2 separate regions of the Mus musculus genome follow, and region 1 is linked to region 2. A link is a loop called in an ENCODE intact Hi-C map of the cell type or tissue named here. Cell type or tissue: heart. All regions are shown on one strand. Each heading gives the region's core, and the rest is flanking DNA. Links, peaks and the distances in the headings are about the cores only. Region 1 overlaps Gm33607 (a long non-coding RNA gene). Region 2 overlaps Gm33555 (a long non-coding RNA gene).

The links. A loop is a pair of places that touch in the nucleus more often than their neighbours do. Peaks named below come from ENCODE experiments on the same cell type or tissue, not always from the same donor. Only the 100,000 strongest peaks of a DNase experiment are listed, where the experiment ranks them.
Region 1: a loop joins it to region 2, with 1.9 times the contacts of the local background. A loop is called at or near these places in 2 of 42 quality-filtered maps.

Annotation. Positions count from the first base shown.
Region 1 is chr7:130,313,299-130,325,806 of GRCm38, forward strand. Gm33607 (a long non-coding RNA gene) reads left to right here. Exons shown (of 3, transcript XR_378529.4): 3 at 2,440-2,645. Among named protein-coding and RNA genes, the nearest start is that of Gm33555, 9.6 kb to the left of the region's middle. In heart, for the core only: no CTCF peak of the experiment used is centred there; a DNase peak (open chromatin) is centred at 6,873; H3K27ac peaks cover 729 bases; H3K27me3 peaks cover 1,775 bases.
Region 2 is chr7:130,267,570-130,280,077 of GRCm38, forward strand. It overlaps Gm33555 (a long non-coding RNA gene), which reads right to left. Exons shown (of 7, transcript XR_003946880.1): 5 at 10,597-10,727; 6 at 9,855-9,944; 7 at 5,694-5,973. Among named protein-coding and RNA genes, the nearest start is that of Fgfr2, 7.0 kb to the left of the region's middle. In heart, for the core only: CTCF peaks have their summits at 3,440 (motif pointing left) and 5,790 (motif pointing left); a DNase peak (open chromatin) is centred at 5,942; H3K27me3 peaks cover 3,527 bases.

The sequences.
Region 1 (12,508 bases), core at 2,241-10,240, 47 kb after region 2:
CATGTTCCATTCTGGCCCTCAACTGACTGCACAGGACCCACCCACGATATGGAGGGCACCCTGTTTTTCTCAAAGAATATTGATTTAAAAAAAATGCTAGTCTCATCCAAAAAACCACCCTCACAGAAATATCCTGTGTAATGTTTGGCCCCATCTCAGGGCGCCATCCCCAGCCAAGTTGACACACGAAGTTAGCCAACACAGTCAGCATTTTGTGAAGACTTATCGAGGGGGCAGTTCTTATGGTAATTACTAGCCCAGTACATGTTAGTTGGAAATAATGGTTGAGAGTTAACCTGCACAAAGATGGCAGCCCTGAGGGTCAGACATCTGCCACCAGGTTTCAGAGAAGGGAATGGCTCCAGAAGGACAAAGACCTCTGAGAAGTCTTCATTTAGCAGAGAGGCTGGACCTGGGATCTTTAAAAAAAAACAAAAACAAAAAACAACTTTGCTCTCATGGGAACAATGCCTGAATGCTGCACGGTGCCCAAACACACATGGCAGGACACAGGGATACGAGGCCAGAGACAGCTGCTTATGGAAGGCCTTAGTGTACCATGCAAAGAGTTCTCCATTTTTATAACAGAGTCCTGTCCAAAGCTCTTAGACACCCTGTTTGGTGATCCTGGCCCCTACTAGTCTCACATTAGGGGGTGGCCAGTTTACAGAACAGCCCCTTGGAGGAATTCTCATTTGTTCTGCAAAAGGTTCTCATGTCAAAACCAAGTTTATGAGAGTTGAAGAGAAATATGAATGTCTACTCCTGCAGAGGACTGGCCCCAGGAAGGTGAGGCCCCCTCAGGCCGGGAGATGCGGGAGGCCAAGCATCCAACCAGCCTGCTTGGTGGTTGGGAGCAGCCCAGAATTTTCCAAGGAGAGAGCCAAGGGTGGAAGTGCCCTTCAGACACTTCTTCCGACCCTCTGGGCAGGCAGAGCACATGGTACCAGACCCAACACTGACAAAGAGACCTAGTGGAGCATTAGACTCAACCCCCCGGCCCTGGGAACCTAGACACAAGTCAGCAATACCAGGGGAAAGTACTATCCAGAAGGGACCACTGGGGGGCCTGGGGGAGGGTATGGGAAGCTGCTTCCAATGAGCCCACTGGGAAGCAGCTTTGCCTGTGGGGACAGGGCTCCAGCACTTGCCTGTGTGCCACTTTGAGAGCATTGTCAAGTGTCAAGCACACAGGCACTGCTCCTTGGCCAGTTGTTCCACGAAAAACTTGTCATCAAGGAATCCTGAAGCAAGAGCCCTGGTGGAGTCTGTTGGAAATGCACCATCATGATAGGTAATTTGAAATACTAACCTTCTATTGTCCTGACAGTGACAGACAGGGGAGTTCAGGTCTTCCTGTGTAGAAGAAAGGCAGCTGACTTCAGGAGCGGGAGCCAATTCACTCACACACACAGCATCTTGATTCCAGGAAAACAAACTCTTAAGACCCCTTCTAAAACTAGCGTCTCTTCCTGGTTCCTTGGCTCTGGTGGTTCCAATCAGTGGATTATCAAGCATCTGTGTGTATGTTTGTCTGCATTTTCCTGAGCCTTGGGGATACACCCATGAACAGAATCCATAAACATCCCTGCCTACGCAAACCTTGCATTTGAGCTGGAGCTGGAGCTGGGGCTGGGGAGATAGGAACTACACATCCTGTGACATAGGTACATTATAGATGCCAAGGGGCAGCGGCTACAGGGGACCAGCGTGGAGCCAGCGGGAGCAGAGGGAGGCCAGCAGTTCCCTGCCTGTGGATCTTGACCATTTTGGAGATCGATCATCAGATAGCTTGCACATCAGATATTTACATTACAACAATTTTACAGTAGCAAAGTCACAGTTGTGATGTAGCAACAAAAACTGGGAACAGGCGAGAAGGCACAGTGTGCATTGAAAAGGTGGGTAGTCTGAAATCCTCCAAAATCCACCTGCCTTGGGGGCTAGCTTCGCCAGCAAGAGAACATGAGACTTCCCTGTAGATGAAGCTATTTCCTCCCAGTTTACCTACCTGCCTGTGTGCATCCTGCCAATCTGGTCCGCATCTGGCCTCCCCTTTGCTGGAATCAGCCCTACATTGCGTTCTATTGTGGTCGGATGACTCTCCCAGCTCCTCCCTGCCCCCACCAGCTTCCTCTCGCTGGAGTTGCTCCTAAGAAACTTCTTGTTGGCCTAATACCATCTGCTTCCTGATGCTGGAGACTTCATGAGAAGGAGGAAGGATAATTTGGTGGTTGAAGCCCCACACGGAGCAGAGGTTTATTCAAGTAAGTGCCAAGCAACAGTCCCTCTGCTTGGGTTGGAAGCTGCTGGATGGACACTCTGCTCTCCGTACTCACTGACAGATCTTTCCTGTCACCTCTGAAGTGTCTGATCAACTTAATCCCTTGGTGCCAATCCTGCCGCTGTCTCTCATTATGTGTCTTGTTGATCCAACAGATCAAGGCCCTGGAGCTACCTCCTTTGCCATCCCTGAGACCTCCTGAGGAGCTTGGCAGACCTCAGCTTCTCTGCTTCTCCTTCTCCTGACTGCAAGTCACCCTAACTTGGAGACATACATGCCCTATAGGTTACATGGGCATAAGTGTGACAGAGATGTCATGGCCTCCGAGGACATCACTGGGAAGATCCTTTGACCAGCAGTTCTCAACCTGTGGATTGCTTATCAGATATGTTGCATATCGGACATTTATATTACAATTCATATGAAGTAGCAACAAAAGAGTTATATGGTTTGGAGGGGTCACCCCAAATGAGGAACTACATTAAAGGGTTGCAGCACGAGGAAGGTTGAGAACCACTGCTATAGACTGATATATTTTTGGATCTCCATCCTTGGTTACAGACCACCAGCTAAGGACCTAGTTGGTCATTCCATCTCTACCTTTGCACCCTCCGATCTATGCAGACCCAATGACTGGCATCCTCTAAGCGTGTCACCCAAGTTCCCCTTCCTTTTGATTCCAACTAGTTTCCTAGAAACACTTCCCTAGAGTCCAGGGCTCTAGAAGACATGCTGAAGCTGCCTCCAGCCCCCTCTTCTATCTCTGTAATATTATCTCCTGCCTGTGAGGGGCTACAAGGGTTAAGGAGGTTGGTCACTAAGGCCACTCTAGAATGATGACTAATTGTACCGAGTACTTGAATCTGGCTTATGATAACAGAGTAGCAAAGTTCAAATATTAAGCTTGTAAACTCTGCCTCCACTGCTGAGCCCTCAGGCCTGGAGCACATTACACTTCTCTGGGCTGTAGTGCTCCTATCTGCTCGATGTGGGGAATCCCGGAACCAATGTTCCCCATCCTGCCACCCAGGCTGAGTTCATAATTCAAAGCTCTTAACACAGTAACAGACAAGCACTTAGTGTTGACTAGCCACTTAGTAAATGTCTTGTCTACCTGTCACTAATTGTTGAACTGCAAGCTGGCTTCGGTGTCCCTCGAGCAAATACTTGTGAAGGGATACACTGCCCAGAGCCTTGGGAAGCTTGTTTTCAGCTTTGAATGCTAAAAGAACCTGAAATGCACACCTGAAATGAGAAGCTGCAAGAATAAAACAGGACAAGCGTATCCCAGCCCCACGTCCGTCGGTTTGGATGGATGGCTGTACTTAAGCCTCTTTCCAGTCTCTCCTCTGCTCCCTTGCCCCTTCTTTTGTTTTGTTTTGCTGAGATGGGGTCTCACGGAGCCCAGCCTGACCTTGGACCACACAGACAATACTGGTCTTGAGCCCCTGGTTTTCTTTTCTCCTTCTCTCCAAGTGCTGGGATTACAGGTACCACCACCCCTTAGGACCTGCTCACACTCTCGGCAGCATGATCCATCCCTTCTGTTTTTCACGTACAAGCATGACTTTGCCAACCTCAGAGAGATTCTCCTTGGTAGCCACAAGCTGAAGAACTTAACCGTGACCTGTTCTATCTTATCTATCGTTCCTGTTCAACTCTGGTCCACAGACCCAATTATTTCTCATATTACTGTCCTCTAATCCAGTTCAGATTAGGTACCATATCTAGTTGTTCTAATGTTCTTAGAAACTTATGATTCCATCACCAATGAGGCCCTGTCCCTAATATTTGTAGGAAGAGAAAGGGGTACTAGAGAGGTCCATGTACCATATCTCTAAAATGCATGAAGATTAGCTTTAAAAATCAACTGTTAACGTGTTTCTACTCTTACCTTGACAAACATGCTTTCATAATAGCTGGAAGCCCATGTTTGAATGTTGCCTTCTTGAACTCTGTGTTAGAGTCAGTGCTGTAGGAACAGCAGACTCCTAACCTCTAGCCTCTTCTTCCTCTCTTCTCATCAGTTCTGGCCACCGCAAGGGGCCTTACCTGCACTCTTATGAAAAATCCAGTCTGCATTCCCAAGGGCCATCCACTGACCACCAACAGCATGGGCCTCAGTATGGGCTCTAAGGTACCTACACTAGTGACATGATCTATCCTCAGGAGCCCCAGCACATGGAAGGAGCTGCAGAGGCCATAGAAATGAGTACTTGGATCCGCTGGGGCTGAACATGTCTTTGTAGCATCATCAGCCCCAAGAAGTGGAGTGCAACTGGAGAGGGCCAGAGAAGGATGGTTGTAATTGGCTCGGAACAGGGGTCTCCTTGCCTGGGCCTTAGGATTTCCTATTTTTTTCAAGGGCCTCCGCTAATGAAGAATACAGAATTGCCTACCCTCCATGAGTGCTTAGGGGTTAGTGAGACCATAGTGTCACCAAGTTTTCAGAAGAGTCTCCCCCTTCCTCTGGCCTTAGAGTCCTTTGCTCTCCCCTAAGGACAGTGCCATAATTACTTTACTAGGAATATTTGTGTGTGTATATCATTGACCTCTTAAACAGGCCTTGATATCAGGATCCATGCCTGTTGTCCTGCATTTCTCACCCCTCAGTCTATCAGAGAAGATCATCAGAAAAAGAGTAGTATGTGAGCGCACAAAGGCACGGGCCATGTCCTAGCGGGATGGGTGAAGGCAAAGGAGACTGGATGAATGGACGGTTGGTTAGCTAGATGGGTCAGTACCTGGATGGGCAGGTCTATGTGATGGCCTATACCAACTGGCAACTTGACAGGACCCACCACCACCTAGAAGACAAATCTCTAGGCTTTCTGTGAGAGAATGTCTAGATTCTAGATTGGGTTAACTAAAATGGGAAGGCCCACCCCATTGGTGAAGTGGGTTCTTGACAGACTAGATTGGAGAAAGTGAACTGGACATTAGCATTCATCTCTTTCTGCTTCCAGACTTTAGACATCGTGAGATCAGCCGTCTCACACTCGGGCCGCCGCAACCTCCCACTATGGCTGACTGTATCCCCTCAGACTGAAACAGAAGAAACTCTTCTTTCTTCCCTTAAGGCGCTTTTTATCATAACACTGAGAAGAGTGATCAGTAGAGTAGATGAGTGTACGCATTTGTGGGATGGGTTAGGTGGTGATAGGTAGAAGGATGGACAGGCAGATGGTGGATGAATGGCCATTCTTATCTTGCCTGAACCAGGTAAAGGCAATGGCAAGTGCTGATAGCGTTCAGAGAAACCTTGAAGTAACTCTGAGATGCTGCACCAGAGGATCTGAGCAGCAGAGCTGGCAAGAGAATCTATCATATTTGTCTCCAAGAACGACCGTGTTAGTCACCAAGTGCATCAGCCTCTAATCTACAGCAGTAAAGCTCCATCCTTGGCTTCGCAGACATAGTGTGCCCACCATTGTTACCTGATACCCGAACACTGAGCTTCATGTCTTCAGCTTGACAGGAGAGGGGACTCATGCCTGTCACATCATGTGCATCCTATCCTGCCAAAGGCCTGGGAACAGATTCTGTTCACACCGAATGTCTGGGATGCAGCATCAGGCAGGTGGCAGGACTCTGATGCTCTGAGACTGGGTCACCAACAAGTTATCTCTCCAAGTTTCCCAGTGAAATATCTTACTTCATCCCTAATAATTACAGCATGGGGGGAGAGGAAGAAGAGGAGGAGGAAGAAGAGAGAGAGAGAGAGAGAGAGAGAGAGAGAGAGAGAGAGAGAGAGAAGAAAGGAAGAAAGGAAGAAAGAAAGAAAGAAAGGAAGGAAGGAAGGAAGGAAGGAAGGAAGGAAGAAAGGAAGAAAGGAAGGAAGGAAGAAAGGAAGGAAGGAAGAAAGGAAGAAAGGAAGAAAGGAAGAAAGGAAGAAAGGAAGGAGGAAAGAAAGAGAAAATTCTCATTAGCTGTCCTGCTGTCCCAGCTTTCAACAAAAACTTAGGGCATAAAAGCCAGGCTTCCACATGCGCTCAAACGATTCAGATTCCAAATAGCAAGAAAGGCTAAGAACTGGTCACATGCAATAAATTTAAAAAAAAAAAAAAGAAAAAGAAAAAGAAGAAGGAAAAAAAAAAGACAAAGAAGATTAATTGCCTATGGAAATAAAAGATAATCGAGTGCCGTGATCATATGCACCAGTGGGAAAAGGTTCTCAGAAATGCCACATTAGTGTCTCAGAGAGCTGGGATGAGGCTCCCACTGTGACATCAAAGTGCTGGATCATGTGGCCAGTAACTGGGATGCTGGGGAAGGTCTAATAATAGTGCTGCTCTTGCTGCCTTCGCATATTTGAGTACCAAGGACTGCCCTGGGGAAGCTGGCACACCGCCAGGGACTCTCACGGTAGCTCTATTGTGCTTACAGGGCTTTTTAGCTGCTGGGGAGGACCATGGGCCTGGGGACAAGGGGGTGGTCAGGATGCTGGCCTGGAGACAGATGGAGAGAAAGCTAAAAGCAATGAGCTCCCTCCCATCCTTCTCCCAGCCCTCTTGCATCTCTGGGCCAGGTCCCGCCCTGCTCTTCTGCTGGGCCTGGCAGCCAGCTCTCCACAGAGCAAGCAGGACAGGAAACAGCAGCAGGTTTGCAGCTGGGTGCAGAACTGAGCCCCCGGGAGGCTGGAGTAGGAGGAAATTTGTTTTGGATGTGGGACCCAGATTGGGGGTTGGGGGAAGATAAGAAGATATTCTGATCTAACTGGAAAGAAGGAGTTGTCTTGAGCTGAAAGCACGGAACTTCCCTCAGCTCCGCTGCCAAACCTGCCTCCGCTTCCTCAGCAAGCTGGCCACAGGACATGACACCAGTGCACCCTCTGGGCCAGCAGTCCAGGAATGCCAGGACTGAATCAGTAGACCTGTGGCCTGTCACTGCCTGTCCAGTTTGGCAGCAAGGAGCCACTTTGTGACTACTGAGCCCTTAAAAATGAGGCTTGTCCAACTTGAGATGGACCATGACTATAAAACACGCGATGGGGCTCAAAGAGCTAAGATGGAAAAAAGAACACTGAGTCTCATGGGTAACTATCATAAGGACTACATACTGAGGTGACTACATCTGCATGTGTTGATTAAATCTAAGATAGAAAAAAAAAATCTCATCCCATCATTTCTTTGTATTTTCCTCCACGTGGCAATTAAAAACTAAAAATCACACATGTGGAGCACATTGTGTTCCTGCTGGCAGCACTGACCCATAACCCAAGTTAGCATCTTTGCCTCCAAGTTGCCATGATGCCATCTGACTCAGTAAGAGACCAAGCTGCAAGACATTGTTAAAATGACAAAGTGCTCTCAAAACATTACTACAAGTCAGTCGCCTGTCAAGCTCTCTTATGTGCCCTTATGTGTGTGTTCGTGTGCATATGTGCATGTGTGCACGTGTATATAGGGATCAGGGGTAAAGATATAGGGTGTCTTCCTCAATCATTCTCAGTGTGTGTGTGAGTGTGTGAGTGTGTGAGTGTGTGTGTGTGTGTGTGTGTGTGTGTGTGTGTGTGTTACTGGGGAGCAGGTGAGGTGAGTGTGGAGGGATAGTATTGGCAAAGCTGTTAGGCAGCTCATTTGTGTGCTTAAAAGCCAGGATTCAGGACTGGGCTTCTGGTGAGAGAGGTCTTATAAGTCCAGCCAGAGACCTGGGCTTCATGAAGAGACACCATTAGAGAACTGACAAATTGAGAAGTTGGAGCTTGGAGCCTGCCCTCTGTGGATATAGCAGTTACCAGCAAAGCCAACTCTGGCCCGACTCTTCAAGTGTGTGGTGACAGGCATTCATGCAATAAACAGAAGTCTCAGCCATGCCTGTGCCTGGAGTCTGCATGACACCCCAAGTTTGCCCAAAGATCATAGTCCTTTCCCTCCTAGAAGCAGGATCCCTAAGGTGCTGGTGTTCCTACTGTGAGCCCATGGAGCTTGGCCAAGGGTCCTCGGTGTGTCTGCCTCTCCTGGCTGTGACATCTTTGCTGTGGTGCTGTAGTGCCTGCTTGCTGACTGTGGCCCTGTGGGAGCAGGTGCTCCAGTACCCAAGGCCTTGCTGCTGCTCTCACGGGTGGCAAGCATGGATCCCCCTTCCGAGGCTAGTGTGTCCGTGCCTACTGACATACAATAACCTTTCATCCTGCCACGAAACAGCCCTTTCCAGGCTTTTGTGAGTTACTTTTGTAACAGTCACAGCTCAAAGCAGTTGAAGGAATCTCTCTGTTTCAACTTGTCAGAACACTCTATAATAGGTCTTTAAAAATGCCATCTTAGAGTCTCTGGATGCTGCAGTCAGCCAGGTGCAGACAACTAGTGGTTTCTAGGACCACCTGGGTATACATCAGTCTGAAACCTCTGGTCTCACCCTAATAAGGAAGCCCTCAATATCAAGAGCATCATGATTCTGAATGGCAGTGTGTTCCTGTAATCCATTCTCTTGCCTCGAGGAAGTATCTACTGACTCCGGCAGTATAGAAAGCACCCCTCCCTTTTCACGTGGGTTTCTCTCCCAAAAGTGTTGTCATTAATTAGTAGGATGGTAGTTCTGATGGAAACACTTGGATTTCTTCTCCCTTGGTGTCCCTCTTTTCCCTGACCATAGGATTTGTTTCCTCTGGGACTGCAGGGCCTAAACAGAAGCCTGTTCCAGAAATGAAGTCCTGGGCCACCAGTGGGATGTGACCTGAAGACCAAGGTCCTGGAAGTTGGGGATTGAAAGTGTCTGTCCCTCTTAGCATCAGTGACTGATTTCTGGCCTTCCTTCTACTCCACACAGAAAACGGAAAGGGATAGAGGAGTTTGCCTCAGGCCACAGTTAGAGAAGTGGGATTAAGAAGGAGGCTGAGCTGCAAAACAAACTCAGTGATGTTTTGTAGACTTTTCCTCTCATTTTGCTTTATTTGTTTTTTTTTTATTCTTAATTGTCTTTTGCTTGTATATCTTGTTTTCTCTTTTTGTGATGGGTTTTGGTTTTATGTGTGTGTTTTTCTTTTGTTGTTGTTCGCTCATTTTTATTTTTGTCTGTTAAAGAGAGAAAGAAAAAAGAGAGAGAGAAAGAGGAGAAAGGAGGAGCAAGGAGTCGGGAGGGTGGGGAAGCAGGAGGAACTGGGGGAGGGGAAAATCAAGATCAGAATATGTTGTATGGAAAAAATATTTTTTCAATTAAAAAAAGAATAGGAGGGAAATAAATGGCACCACAATAAATTTTGTCTTATTAACAAACAGAAGGGAAAAAGAAGACGGGGGCAGAGTCATGGACCATCTAACTATGGACCGTGTGAATCATATTTTCCCCTTGTCAATCTAACATGGATGGAGCCAGCCAAATATCCCAGAGCGTGAGATACAACTGGTGATCAGTTAGCCAGGCCTGGTGGTAAAAGCCTGTAATTCAAGTATTCAGGGAAGTTATGGTGGCAGGAACTTGGGGGAGCAGGTCAAGAAGATGAATGCTTGTGCTCAGTTCACCTTCACCTTTTATGTGGTCCAGGAGCCCAGCCTAGGGAATGGTGGCACCCACAGTAGGCAAGTCTACCCATCTCAATTAGCCCAGTACAGATAATCCTCTACTACAGGAATGCTCAAAGGCTCATCTTCCAGGTGATTTCAGACCTCATCAGGTTGACAATTTAGATAAACTATCATATCTAGATATCCATGTTATTCGTGCAGCAACAGGATGAAGGGAAGAGAGATGAGTCTAAACCCTCCAGAAAGGTCATCTGTGGTACCTAGTGTACCACTGTCATCATGAAGTGACCCTTCAAGGAACATTTCTGGCAAAGGTGACAGTGACTAGGGAGAACTCAGATGTCGTTTCTGGTTGGGTTTTTCAAATTAACCATATTCTAGAGCCATGGCTACTTATATGTTCATTGGCCTGAGAAGCACTTGCTTGCCCATGTGAGAGTTTGCACAGCATGAACATTCTAGTCTGGGTTCAAATCCTGACTGCTGCTGGGTAACTCTAGACTATTTGCTGGATCTCTCTATGTCTTGATTTCCTTATCTATAAAACAGGACCAACAAGCATACTAACCTCCCCGGATGTCACGCCACTCTGCCTCTTTATCTTAGTCCAGTTTCTACTGCCCTCAAATACTCAAGGCTGATAATGCATAAAGAAGAGGGAGGAAGATGCTCAGTGGAAGAGCACTTGCCCAGCATGCACAAGGCTCTGGGTTTGAACTCCAGCATCACTGACAGTTTGGGGCCCTCAAGAGCAATGTGCTGATGCTTATCTCTGGAGAGGACTCACCCCTTTAGCTGTACCACATGATGGATTGTGTTACATTGAGAGGGCACGCAAGAGGGAGCCATCACATGACAAAAGAGACAACTAGAGAGTGCGGGAAGGAGTCAGCCGGGTTCCTTTCTAACCACGCACTCTCTTGGGAGCTGTTTATGGCCCCATAGTCTCTTTTGAGGGCAGGGACTCCCCATGACCTAACCACCTTTTGCTAGACCTCACTTCTTGAGGTTTCCATCACTTCAACACTACTACATAACTTCCCATATATGGAAGACAAACCACATTTAAACAGTAAAACCTCAAGAAAGTTCCCTGTTCTTTTTGTGAATCTGATGTTAGGCCATAGAGAGGTGTTCAGCTGATGGAGAAGAAAGCTTCTCCTTGAGGGTGAGTGACTGCCAGCCTCCTGCCAAGGGCTTGCTTCTCCAGTCCTGACTGACTGCCTCTTCATTCTTCAAGCCCTGTTGCAAGCCTTCCTTAACACAACCTCCAACATCTATGGTGGTCAGTGTTGAGAAATGCAGATGTTCAGTGTGGTTCCAGAACCTTCTTTAACGAGAGCCAGGCTCCCCCAGTAAGTGGGTGGAAGTAACCAGCCAGTGATATAAATGGGGAAAGGCCCCATCTTCCTCATGAAGGAAGACTGCCACACTCAAATCCTGTTAGATAACCTACCTCACCTCTCAAATGAGGAAGGTGTAAAAGCCTGGTAGCAACCTAAGTGTCCATGTAGACCTAGTTAGTGCTGCAGGAGGAGTCTGGTAAAGAAAGCCACATGGGCCACGGGGGCCACTAAACACAAGAGGAAACTTGTACCAGAGGCATTTTCCCATAAATCACATGTAACAGTCATGACAATAGAGTGCTAACCAAGTGAGGAAAAAAAAAAAAAAAAAAAAAAGAGCAGTTCGGGGGCGTGACTCCACAGTATGCAGCTTGCCCAGGGTGTACAAGGCCTTGGAATTCACCCCCAGCACTGAAAAGGAGTTTGGGGGTGGGTGGGTTTCGGGGATGGAAGAGTATGAATGGAATCTCTTTGAAGTACCCCCACCAAATCAGAGCTGAGGTCTCCACCTCTGGGGAGAAAGCTCCGCCCAGGGTGTGTGCACACTCTTGGTACCTCTTGGGTTTCTCCTCTGAAAACTGTGTCCCACTGCACCGAGTGGCGTGGCGGGATCAGAGCAGCTGAAAGCATTTATCTGCAGCACTGGAGTAACAAAACAAGCAGAGGCAGAGTTCGACCTACAAAATCCTATGGTTTTTTTTTTTTTTTTTTTTTTTTTTGGGCCAATAAATCAATATGACCCAAAGCCTATTAACACACACCGAAATCAGCTTAAAGTTTGGCAGGGGAGTTCTGGAAGCTCTTCCCTCAGGGCCACATGGAAAGTTCTAGTTAAACTCTCACCCAGTCGTTTTGAGGCCAGCTTCTAAACGAAGCTGGGTGGAGGCATAAAAGACGATCTCACTCGGTTTCCAAATCGAAGCAGGACTGGAGTTGGGGAGCTCCTGGGGATCAGCCATCCCTGATCCCAGCACACTCACCAGGGAGAGGCTCTAAAACTGTGATGTGACCATGACATTTATCATTAGCTTGGTTTCCCATATCAGAAACGACCCCGCACCTACCCTCTAGCCCCGGACCTTGCTGCAGCAGTTGCCCTAACCTGTAGCTAAGCCAGGAAACCTCCAAGCCAGGGGTCTGGTGTCCTCTCCAACCCAGCGCTGGACACCAGCCTCCAGAATGGTCCTGTTAAGGGGGTGGGCAGGTAAAGGTACTTGCTAAGCCTGTTGACCAGAGTGCAGTCCCCGGGATTGACACGGTAGAAGCGAGCCAATTCCCTACCTCCCTCAAGTCACCCTAGGACTACCCACCTGTGAATAAATGCAATTGATTTTTTAGAAAAGAGGAGCCTTTATCCCATAACTAGGCTGCTCTGGTTAAAAGCCCAGTGCGTCACAGAACAAAACCAAGAAGAC
Region 2 (12,508 bases), core at 1,391-9,390:
TACCAAAAACCAAGTCATCTGACCGTGAGCAAATTGGATTCTCTCCCTGACTCTTACACTCTTCTGTTGCAAAGCAGGATTCTTTAACTAAATGTCAGGCCGGGCTGTAATGATTGGCATCTCCCATTTGTCTCTCCCACTAGACTACCTTGAGATCATTTATCTTTCAGTACGCACTCCCTTTCTCTCTTTCATCCCTTGAGCAGTTGTGTTTAAAGTCAAGGCCATATAAATTGTAACTCTAGCACTCAGAAGTGTGAGGCAGGAGGATTGCCTTGTGTTTGGGGGCCAACTTGGTCTACATAGTAAGTTTGAAGCCAGCTACATTTTGTCTAAATAAATTGAATCTTAATTATTGGGTCAATTATTGAGGTCCCAGACCTCGCAGGATAAAGAGAAGTTCGGGAGCTTGAAAATGGTTTCAGGTACATGCTGAGTTTGTGTCAGCCCTGGGCTATATAAGATCCTGGCTCAAATAGGTCACTAAGTTCAGAAAAGCCTTAGACTCTCTCTGGTGCCTAAAGACAAACAAAGCCAGACAGTAAAGTCCACCTGGGACACAGGTTTGAAAGAGGAGACGTACCAGAATCCCTAATACTCTACCTTATGCCATTTACACACACGATTCCTCAGGCCCCACATGATCAGATCATCTTTGTTCACAGCATAGCCTGGGAAACTTATATGCACATCACTAAAAAGCAAGGGGTAGCAAATCCATGTTCAATGCCTCAGGCAAATACTTATGAAATTAGAATTTGAAAACTCAACAACAACAAAAATAACAGCCGGATTTCCAAACGAAATGATCTGTTTATGTCTAGTGGAAAGGGGTGTGTTTTGAATGAGTTCTGTGGCCTGGGTGGGAACACCTCAGCCAGGTTGACACTGAGCCATTCAGTGTCAATGTGTGCTCATTCCCTAACCTGAAGTCACAAGGGAATGGTCCTGCTCCAGGCTGGCACTTCTATCTTTATGATCCCCACTGATGAGAAACTCCGTGTCTCAGGACAGAGCTCTTTCCCTACTGCAGTGGGCCCACCAGCCATTGAAAATGAGGTTAACACATTCTCACATAAATTAATGGCCCAGGAAGCCGCTGTCCCTGTCTCCCCCACCCCATTCATCTCTAGCTTTATAGATGCTGAATAGGAGGGAAGCCCTTCCGCTGAAAACAAAAACACCTTCTTTAACTAACGTCAGAGGCAGCGTGCAGAATTTGTTCTGTATGAAGATGAAAAGGTAGCCACCGTCCAAAGGCCCTGATTGCCAAAGAGCACCTTTTTTTTTCCCCCAAGTTAGGAAAGCCACAAATCCACAATAGGAAAATTTTAAGTTTAAAAAAAATTTTTTTAAAGCATGCTTTGAATTTTTGAAAAATAAAAAAATTCATTTTGCATCATTTAGACTTCAAGTGACCTCAGTGGTCCAGGAAAGCTTTCCTCCCAGCCAGGCGTCTGAATGAGAAAATCATCTCTTTGCAGGATTTTTAGCCCCTCTCCCTTCTTCAAGTGGCTGGAACCCCTTTTGTCAATGGCCTCCCGTGAATGCTGTTACTAATAAGCCTATTAATGAGTTTCCACGGCCGAGTGTGAATAGGTAAATAGGGCCCGATCTGTTGAGGTTTTGGGGGTGAGGGCAGAAAAGCCAGCAAGAACTCAAGGTGACAGTTTGAACTGAAGGCAGCTAGGCGGCAGGTTTCAGCTGAAAGAAACCCCAGACAAGGCCACATTCTCCACCCTCCACCCCCTACGGGGCCTCCTTTCTTCCCAATTTCGCCCTTTTATAAAATGTCTTGAGTAGTCGCCCTTTTCTCTTTCCCCAGAAGGCCTCATGACGCCCCCTCCCCCACCCCTCTAGGAATGATATGTCAGTGGAATGAAAGGGAACTGAGGGCAGCAGAAACCAGCCATCCTATCCATCCTGAGGAGCAAACGGTCAGCGCATCCCTGGGAGAGAAGAGGAGGAAAGGGGCCGCTGGGTCGCTCTCTGTTGAGATTCGGATGTTTAATTTTAGACATTTGTGTTTTAATGGGTTGTGTCTCCTTCACCCTGTGGAAAAGCTGGTTGAACAAAGGCTGTGTAGGACTGCCAGTGTGGGCCTGGCTCCAGGCTTTCTGTCTTTACATGACATCTCTATAAGGTCCTAGGCACGGCTGAGTTCAAGCTCATGGTCCACAGCCAGGCAACGTGCTCCAGGATGAGAAAGGAACCCAATCAGTTTGTGGCATTTCAAATATATATTCATATACACATACACATATACCCTAGTGAAATGCCGTGTGTGTGTGTGTGTGTGTGTGTGTGTGTGTGTGTGTGTGTCCCTCCCCATATTCACACTGAATGTCATCCAGGATTCTAAAATATATATGAACCTACTTCCCTGGGAATATAGGAGATATAGGGACTATAGGGTCATGGCCAAACATAGTGGTGAATACCTGTAATCCCAGCACTCAGGAGGTAGAGACGAGAGAGTCAGAGGTTCAAGGACAGCCTCACGTAGAGAGCTGGGCTCCATGAGACTCTGGCGTACGAAGAGTAATGTCCTCCGAGTAGGAGCATCTCCCTTTAATGCCGAGGGGTTGTACTCTTCAATAGTGGGAGGCCGTGTGGCAGCTCCCACTTCTCTGTTAGGTCCTAGCATGTGTGAACTGGAGCTGTGTGAACTGGAGCAGTGTGAGCTGGAGCAGTGTGAGCTGGAGCAGTGTGAACTGGTACTTCAGTTCCTTGAGTCATCTGTTTGCTCCATAGGTAGCAGAGGAGCTCCTCTATGTCATAGCTGTCACACAGACTCCAAAAAGCATGAACAGATGAGGACAGGACAAACACCAGGCTACTCCCAGGGGTTCCCAGAAACGTTGGCACATGGGAGAAGCCATGTGTGTGTCCTATGATAATCACCAACCATTCCCATCTCGCAGGACCATCAAGGATTGAGCTTGTGGCTGCCCTATCATTACTGTGCTATTACTAAGAATTAGTAAGAGCCTCCATTAATATATTCTGGAGCCACCACTGCCAAAACACCCTCCCACCCCAGCAGAACGGCCCAATGAGAAACACCCAAGAGGTCGGCCTTCGCACAGCCTTGGTTACACAGAACATGGTTTCCAGAGGGGACTAAGGCAGCTCTGTTCCTGTCAGTACCTGCTGTTTCTAAATCCCTGGGGATATTGGAAGGACTTTATGGGGCTGTGTAGAAGGCACACATAAGGATATATTTGGCCCTGTGGAGCACCCTGCAAGGGGGGAAACAGCATAAACACAAAGATCCAGCAAAACTGATGTACCTCTTCTCGCTGGAGTCCACACAACAGGGTTGCACATTCTCCTACCCTTGCTGGATATTTGAATAAGTTCATAATTTTAAAATGTAGAGGAAACACCATAGGTAGATGGTGCGGACTCTCATCTCAACACTGCCCCCTTCTGCCTTGTGCCCAATGGACAAGGACAAATTCCTGCCATCTGCTAACCTGAATCTGAGAAGGGAACCAGTTGGCTCGCTACTTAGTTAAGGCAGCCGCATGCACAGTTAGGATGCCATAAGTCCCTTGGTGGTTGACAAGGACCATGGGACAACAGAAATCACATTAGGTCCAGGCACCCGGGTGTGACTTTCTTCTTCTATCCTCGTCCCTTAGCCTATTTGGCTTGAGTCCACATGCATGGTTGTCAAATGGGCTGGGATTCGTATGGCGCTGTGCTCCGTACTATTTGCATAATTAAGGTGCCCCCACCCCCGCTCCTCTAGTCTAAAAGATAAGCTTATGATGATCGCTGGCAGGTCTCTGAACATGCTGCCTTACACCTTGAGGCCCGAAGAAACTGAGAGGTTGTCATTTACCTGTCACTGAAGGGCATGATGTATTACAGGAACTTGGCATCTGTGTGGAAGAACAGACAGCTGTCTGCGAGCACTGCTCTTGACCCTTCTACTCAAAATAAGCCTCTCCCAGAAAAACACCTCCAATCCCGGCCCATCGATGGTTAGGAGCAATGTATGGCATGTCATTCCCGGCCTGCAAGCCTCCAGGACCTTCCACGATCATCATCACCATCACCACCACCACCATCATCCTTCTCACCCCCAGCACATTGGAACAACCTCCTCTACAGCAGTCCACCCCACACCCCTTCAGCAGACTGCAGAGAAGTTATGCATGTGCTTGTAACCAGCATTTAAACAAATTATCATATGCAATTCCTCCTTTAGTTCCCACCTGCAACATCCGTCCCCACCTGGAGCCCTGTGCTCCAGTTTAGTAGCACTAGCATGTGTGGCTAGTGCTACCATGGTGAACAAAACACAGATGCGAGAGGCTTTTGCTACGTAACGCTGCGCTGAATTGTGGGCCAGGCCCTTGTTTACTGCCTCCTCCTCCAGGAGGACCTCAGGTTCCTTCCTACCCATTCCCATCTGGGCTACTCCCGTGGCCTGTATAGGAACATCTTGCATTGCCAGTGGGAATCAGGACAGTGGCTCTCGACCTTCCTGATGCTGGGACCATTTAGTGTAGTTGTGATGACTCCTCTCCCCTAACCATAAAATATGTGTGTTTTCCAATGGTCTTAGGTGACCCTTGTGAAAGGGTTGTTTGATCCCAAAGGGTCAAACCCCAAAGAGGTCATGACTCACAGGTTGAAAACCTCTAACTCAGGAGAATGGACTCTGCTTAGCATAAAACTCTGCTGCTTAGCATGGAGACAGTAAGGGAGAAACACTGGGGAAGGTTCCTTCAGTAAATAGAATGTTTACCTCTGCTCCTGTGAAAATGAGCCCACTCTGGCACCCCCTTGCGTCAGCCCTTGCTCTCCGAGGGACTTTCTATGGGCCTCCAGCTCCCCACTCTAAGACCTCACTGTTCCCTCAAATCCTCAGAAATTCACAGCTGTGAAGACCCAGCGAGAAGTGCTTGCTGGTTCAAGGTGGCCATGATTTCAAGCCCAGCAGAGACTGACCTTCTACAAGAGTCCTGGGAAAAGGAGCTGGGTAGGCAGTGTTGAATTATCACACATGGACAGGCATAGCCTCTGCCTCTCCGGGTTCACACGGCTTGGCCCTGCCTGGCACGCTAGAGCAGTTTGGTGAGCTGTGCTTATCGCTGACAGGCCTACAGATAGATTCTCCCTGATTGACGGTGATTGAAACATAGCCTCTTTGGATCTCTTTATAAGGTGTCCCGGAAGCATATTTCGCTGAGGTTTTGCACACAGTGAGGTCTACCTAGAAATTAGGGAGAAAGAGCCATTTTTGCGCAAGTCTGACTTAGTCGTGTCATTCCCCTTGTTTGCGGTGACCCAGTTTCCACGGAGCGCTTGCTTCCTTTTCTGCCGATTTCTGCGTTTTCGTTATTCTATTTCTCCAGGGTGTGTGTCTATTTTGTCCAAATGTGTAAAGAAGTTGCCTTAATAAACCAAAAGGGAGGGAAAAAACCAAAGGATTTTGCTGCCAGGATCCTCCTAAACTCCAAGGAAGAGGCAGGGAATACAGGTCAGGACGCACATAAAACCAGTAACCCAGTAACCCTTTTAGGGTCTCAGAGCTCCTGTACTTTATCTCCAGGCTGGGGATAAAGGCCATCAAGGAGTAGGGAGATTTCTTTAACAGATTTCTAAGAACAGTGCTGAGCAAAAGTTAACTCATAATTTGAGCCGACACTCGGAGACCCAGGAAGCAGAAGGCTCCAGGTGAAGGAGACCTGGGACCTCAGGTCAGGGCCTGGAGGCTCTTTGTTCTTCAGCCTCTGCGCAAGAGGTAGATGCTCGGCAGACGCTCGCGCCCCCGTGTGGCCGTGGGCGTCCCTGCGGGTAGAAGAAGGGAGGGCAGGCCGGAGGACAGCACTCCGTGGCCTGGCAGGGTGCAAGAGAAGGGGCTTCCAGGGCAGCAGGAACACGGGTCATTCACTGTTCCCAGCTTCCAGTGGGTCCTGGTGTGTAGCCGATGCGGTGATTGGTAGGGAGGCATGTCTGTAGAAAGAATCCAGCTGGTTACCCAATCCCAGCTGAGATGGACAGTCCTATCCCTTGGTGTCTTGGGAGGGCATCCAGCCGGAATGGCGAGCATCAGCAGTCTGGAATGCTACTACTTCAGGCCTCTTCTCTGTCCACAGGGTGTGGAGTCCCAGGAAGGCTGTTCCATATTTCCAGCTAGTGAGGTTCCAAACAACCTCAGCAGCTTTGCCTTAAGCTGGTCTCCTTTCTGCCCTTAGCACATCTTGCTGGATTCTACCTGCACTGTTGGCCTCCCAGCTCCCTTCTACCAAGGCTAGTCAGTGCCCCACTCTGGGCTATATCCTCTTGTGAAAACCACCGTATAGCCATCCTTCCTGTTGTGGATACAAACTGTATCGCCTGTCTCCTTGCTATGATAAAACACCTGACCAAAGCAACTTAAGGGAGGAAAGGATTTCTTTTGGCTCAATCATGTCTGGAATGTCATGGTGGTAGGTCTTGAGGCAGCTGGACATTTTGTTCCAGTGAGGAAGAGCGAAGCCCGATTTCTCCTTTTTATTCTGTCCAGGAGCTTCACCCATAGAATGGTGACGCTCATATTTAGGATGTACCTACCTTCCTCAATTAATTTAATCTAGATGATCCCTTACAACTACGCAGAGACACTTGTTTCCATGGTAATTCTAAACCTCATCAAATTAGCAGTCATAATTGACCATTCCAGGTCCTTTAGGATCCTGGCCAGTTCTGCCTCCTCCCCACTCGTCACCTGCCCAGCAATGGGAACCATTACCTTCCTTGTCCACAAAGTCACCTTGAGTTTTGATAGGTCCCCATTTACAGGACCATGATTCTGAGCTCCTAGTATGGGAAGGGGCTTCCTGGAGGACATTCACTGGCTGCTTACTTTATCCTAGCACTGTGATCATGGTCTTCTAGGGCGTATCTGCCTTCAAGCACAAGAACCCTGAAAGGTACTAGGTACTAGGTGACCCTGGTAACAAGCCAAGCTTTGGTGTTGGGAGCTCAGCCAAGTACACTGTTATCATGGGGAAGGGAGCTTTAGAGATGCTGACAGTGCCTCTGTGGGCTGCATCTTTGACTGACCCTAGTGCCTACAAACCTACAGCTGTAATCCAGCTGTAATGGACGCTGTGCCTGATCCTTCTTCCTATAGACCCATGTATAAAATGAGGTCCAATCAGCTCTGTGGATCTCCAGGGAGGTCCTCTGTCTATAGACTCAAGCTCTTTTTCCCCCTACATTGTCCTGGCTCTCCTGGAACTCACTCTGTAGATCAGGCTGACCTCAAACTCAAGAGATCCACCTGCCTTTGACTCCTGAGTGATTAAAGGTGTGCACCACTAGGCTGGAGAGATGGCTCAGCAGTTAACAATAGATGGATGACCCTTCCAAAGGTCCTGAGTTCAGTTCCCAGCAACCACATGGTGGCTCACAACCATCTATACTGGAATCTGATGCCCACTTCTGGCATGCAAGCAGAAAGAATATTCATTTTCATAAAATACATAAGTGAATCTTTTTTAAAAATCAGAAAGATTCCAAACAAATTACCTGGTAGACCATAAGTTCTTAAAAAGAAAAATGCAAACCAAAATATCCTGGCAGAAACTAATGAGTAGAAGCTGGGAAACAGTGGATTCAATCACTCAGGCAGAGTTGGCTCTTTGGGGGTTGGGGGTGAGTGTGTTCCACCATCGCCCAGGTCCGTGTCCACATACTCAACCAACTGAGAGAGAGATATACATTTATACATATATACATATATATTTGCATTTGATGTATATATACTCTGTGTGCCTGTCATTTTCCCCAAACCATGAAGTAGAATAACTCTTCACGTTACATTTACACTGTTCATTTCCGTACCAGAGCCTCTAGGCCCCAACCTTGATGGAGCCCTGTTCTAACCCTGGCCTCATATGCCTCTGCTTCTCTCTGCTGAGTGACACTGGGTAAATTGTGTGGCCATCCGGAGCCCCTACATCCCTATTGATGAACTATAACTCTCAGACATAACTGGCTTTGAAACTGACCATCCTTAGGTGGTGAGTGACAGTCTCGGGCAGAGTGCTTCCTCTCTTTCTTCTAATGGGCCCTCCATGTGGCCCAGAAAGCCACTCTATCCATAGCTTGAGTTTGCTTTCCTGGGCCTCTGTGGTAACCTGGGCTTTCATAGTGACTTATGTATACATTGATAGAGCTTTTCACACCTTGGGCAGTAGTTACAATCATGTTCTTTTTTCTCCTGGGCTTCCTGTTGAATGAGCTACCAGCCGGAAGCAGAACCTGAACCATTGAAAATGCTGTGCTAGTTGGTCATCAACTATGTATGCAGAATGCCCATCAGTTCTTGCCACCATGATGGTCGTCATGAAACCTCAACCTTAGAGCACCAGATTTCCAGGAGTCACAGTGGAGTAATGACTCTCGGGAGGAAGCCTGGACACTGTCTGTCCCTCAGCATGCAGGGACCACATGCCCCAAGAATGATACGCCATTGGTTCCCTAGGTTTTCTGTTGGGTTAGCTGGGGACTTAGGAGGCATGGTACCAGCATGTAACAACAGCACTCCTTTCAGCTGTTGATGGGGCTGTAGCATCCCATCTTGACAACATTATCCCTATAGTAACTCAGGTACAAACAGCTTTTTTCCTTGAAGAAGACAGAAGAATTCCTTTTCTTCTCAGATCTCGCCCTGCTACCAGCTCTGGTCCTCCAAGGCTGCTTTCCGTTGAGATCTCTTCATCATTGTGAGTGGTCTCTGGTGACCTCATCAGTCCATATGCCCCTCCCTCATCCTCCTTACCTCTCTGCCACTGTCTTATTCCCAGATGCCCTCTATCTACTCTGTTTGCCTCTGCCACACATTCCTTAGCTCCTCTGTCTGGGTCTTTGGTTTCAGTTTGACTTGGGTTCCATGGCAGCTAGGTCACCTAGCCTCCCTGTGCTGTGCGTTGGTTGCCACATCTGCTCTGTAAATGGCTTATAGCTCTCTATTCTGCTATAACCAATTGCCATGAGCTCACCGTCTAAAAACTGCATAAAGATGCTCTTGCTGACTCAAGGACCGGAAGTCTGGGTGAGCCCTGCTGCTCACAGATGCTCTAGGTAAGACTCTGCCTCTACATTCACACAGGGTATCCGCTGGATTCTGCTCTGGCACTCTGCATCTCAGGGCAGGTACGTCGTGCGTTCATCAGGAAGCCTATCTCAGCTCCTCTCTCCAGTCTCAAAGTCAGCACAGCATATAAGTGCTTCTTGATGCCATGCAGAGCAGAGCCTTATCTGCTGTTTCCCATCTCTGCTCTAGCTTCGAGAAGTTGTCTCTTTAGAAGAGTTCATCTGCTTGGAGAGACGGTCCATCCAAATAACCTAGTGGGTATTTTTGTTTATTTTTTTTTATTTTTGAGACAGGCTGTCCTAGAACTGGCTCTGTAGACCAGGCTGGCCTTGAACTCAGAGATTCACCTGTTTCTGTCTCCCAAGCTCTGGGATTAAAGGCGTGCACCACTACCACCCTGCAAATAACCTCCTAGTTTAAAAGTCCTTTTTCCACCTGCAAAGTTACTTTACTAGATTCAGGGTACTGAAAGAGGAATGTCCTGAGGGGAACCAAACAGAAAAGAATACGCCTTGCTTGAGAGAGAGAGAAAAAAATGTTCTCCAGAGGTTGTTACACAAAAACTAAGTGACTGGAGGACGAGCCAACTCTCTCACAGGCTCTGGAGGCTGCAAGTCCCTAAGGAAGATGTCTATGAGGCTGGGCTCTTTTTGTTACACCCACAGGAAACTCCTTCCTCTTCTTTTCTAGCTCCCAGAGATTGCCTGCCATCCCAAACCACCAGGCATTCTTACAGTCCCTTGGCGTGTACCTTGGCCCTTCAGTGGCTGCATCTACTGTCACTTCATCTGGTGTCCCTCCCACGTGTCCTTGGTTAACTTGCCTCTTCTTAGAATGACATCTGTTGGATTGAATGGGCCAGTCTTAAGGAACTTAACTTGGTGACATCTGTGAGACCCCACAGTCAAACAGTAGTGCAATCCTAGGTGCCCCAAACAGAGACGATGCTAGGAGAGCCTTTGAAAAAGTGCTGCTACTAGCTGGCTTAATACTCAGTAGCAGACGGCCATGCCCAGGGCCGGTCCCTTCTAGGCCACTGTGGGCACCAACCAGAATGGCAAGTGAGAGAATGTCCATAACCACGCCTCTCTTAGCCACGCCTCTCCTTAGCCACGCCTCTCCTTAGCCACGCCTCTCCTTAGCCACGCCTCTCCTTAGCCACACCTCTCCTTAGCCATGCTTCTCCTTAGCCTGCTAGCCTATAGACCCCATCTTGAGAGCAACTCTTCCACTGCTCTTTACTGGGACTGGCTCCTGCCTGTGTGACCTTTCACCTCTTCTGGGCCATCCAGGTCCATATCTTGGGCAGTCTTCAGATCTCACTATTCTGGGAGGCTGCTGACCTCCCCACTTCCCTCTCCCCCACCCCAGGGTGCTGCCCCCTCTGGCAGGACAGACTGAGTACAGGAGCTGACATCCTCACCATCCTGCTACACAGCTGGCTAGAGAAAGAGCCAGGCTGTTAGGAAACTCAGAGTGAAGATACCACTCACCCAGGGGATTAAGACATGGGATGTGTCTGCTCTGGGGCCTGCACAGTTCAGAGGAGTGATTTTCAGGCAAGAAATGACCAGTCTTCTCATCCTGGCCCCACAGTGATCGGTCTTACAATGACCTTTTCTTTCTAGAAAGAAAAACGACATTCAAATCTTTGGTAAGAGGTAGCCTACCTCCCCCCACCCCCACTCCCTTTATTTAAAGACAGGTTCACATAGCTGAGGCTAGCCTCAAGCTGATTGGTCAGAGGGTGCCCAGGAACTCTTGCCCCTCCTACCCTCACCTCCCAAATGCTAGTGTTACAAAGCGCATGCCACCACGCTTGATTTATACCACGCTGGGGGATGGAAGCCAGGACTTCACGCATGCTAGGCAAGCACTCTACCAAATGAGCTACACCCCAAGGCCCCCTAGCCCTTTCCCCTCCCAGTACCCGCCCCTGACTCACATTAAGGATTCAGACAAGATGCTGGGTACCGACTGGTCCCTCATGCTTGTTCACTTACTGACCTAACGTTGGCCTGCCTTAGGCTGCCGAGAGGGAAGAATTGATACATCCCTTCAGCCGTCTAGGGATCTCACACCATGCTTCCAAGACACGTTTAATAAATCAGTACGCAGGCAGACACAGAGCGGTCCCCAGCCACAGTTTTGTGGAGAGCAAAGAATGACTTCCAAACACTTCAGCGCTCTGACCTTCCTCATTTCCGGAAATGCCCTTAAGCTCACTTCCACAGGCACACAAGGGAATGGAGCTGGAGAAAGATGAGGGACAGCTGTCGCTGCTGGGGGAGCAGAAGAGGCAGGCAGGGCCTCACAAGCCATTGTTCCTCTTTGGAAGGGGAGTGTTTCCCAGAGTCTCGCCATTTTGACCTCACCAGAGACTAACACTGCCCAGGAAGGAACAATCATGGTTTGTTAAATGAACAAATCAAAAAAAATGGTTTCAGGCTGCTGGAGAAGATTCTAGAACACCTCTACTCACCCACCCCAGCCCCTGACACACACTGCAAATGAAGCTTGATTTTAAACGCACACATGTCAGACACAGGCTGCCCTCCTCATGCCCTGTCCGAGGGTAGTGTGTTCAAGAAAAGTAGAGTGCCCCCTCAGCCACAGTGGGTCAGAGCTGAGAGCCGCAGCAACAAGGGGGGGCAAAGCCGTTTGCAGCTGCTTATGTGATGTGTATCTGATGGATAAATAAACTTCGTTTTCCAGGGCTGCCAATCCCTAAACACGCACAAGTATACATTCACTCAGAAACCTAAAAAAAATAAACAAGTACGGTATGTTTGACTGGATCTTCTTAGCACCCCAGCTACTCGCCTTTCAGCTGCTTAATAAACTTGGTTTATGGGTCCCTCCTACAGGCCTGTGTGGAGCAGTTCCGCTCTGAGGAATCGGTCCCTGTTAGGCTGGAGGCGGGAGGAAGAAGGGGAAACTCAAGCGGAAAATCTTTGTTACAGCTCCTGTTTCTTCTGGGCAGGTGACATTATAAGAGGTGGCACTGAAGCTGCCTGCTGCCAGCTGTAGCTCAGCCTGAACTGGGGATGTCAGTCAAGCCAGGCAAGAAACCCCTGGGATGGCAAGCTGGGACTGCCACCCAGGCATGTTAGATGAGAACCCGCCATTCTCATTTCTTTGTCCTCTGAGGGACATACAGACCAGGACAAGAGGAGAGGACGGAGATTTGGCTATAGGCTTCTCCTTTCTCCATCAATCTGTATCAGGTACTAGGAGCCTTTTGCTTCCTCTCTTGACCCAAGCTGCCATGATGGGAGGAAGGGTCCACTTACCCAGGTCTCTCCCACAGTGTGCCTGGGAGCGCCACAAGAGGCCATCATCCATTCCCTGAGAGCCCATGTGGTAGTAGGTCCTGGTTTCAGTTCTCATTGGCCATTCTTCAGT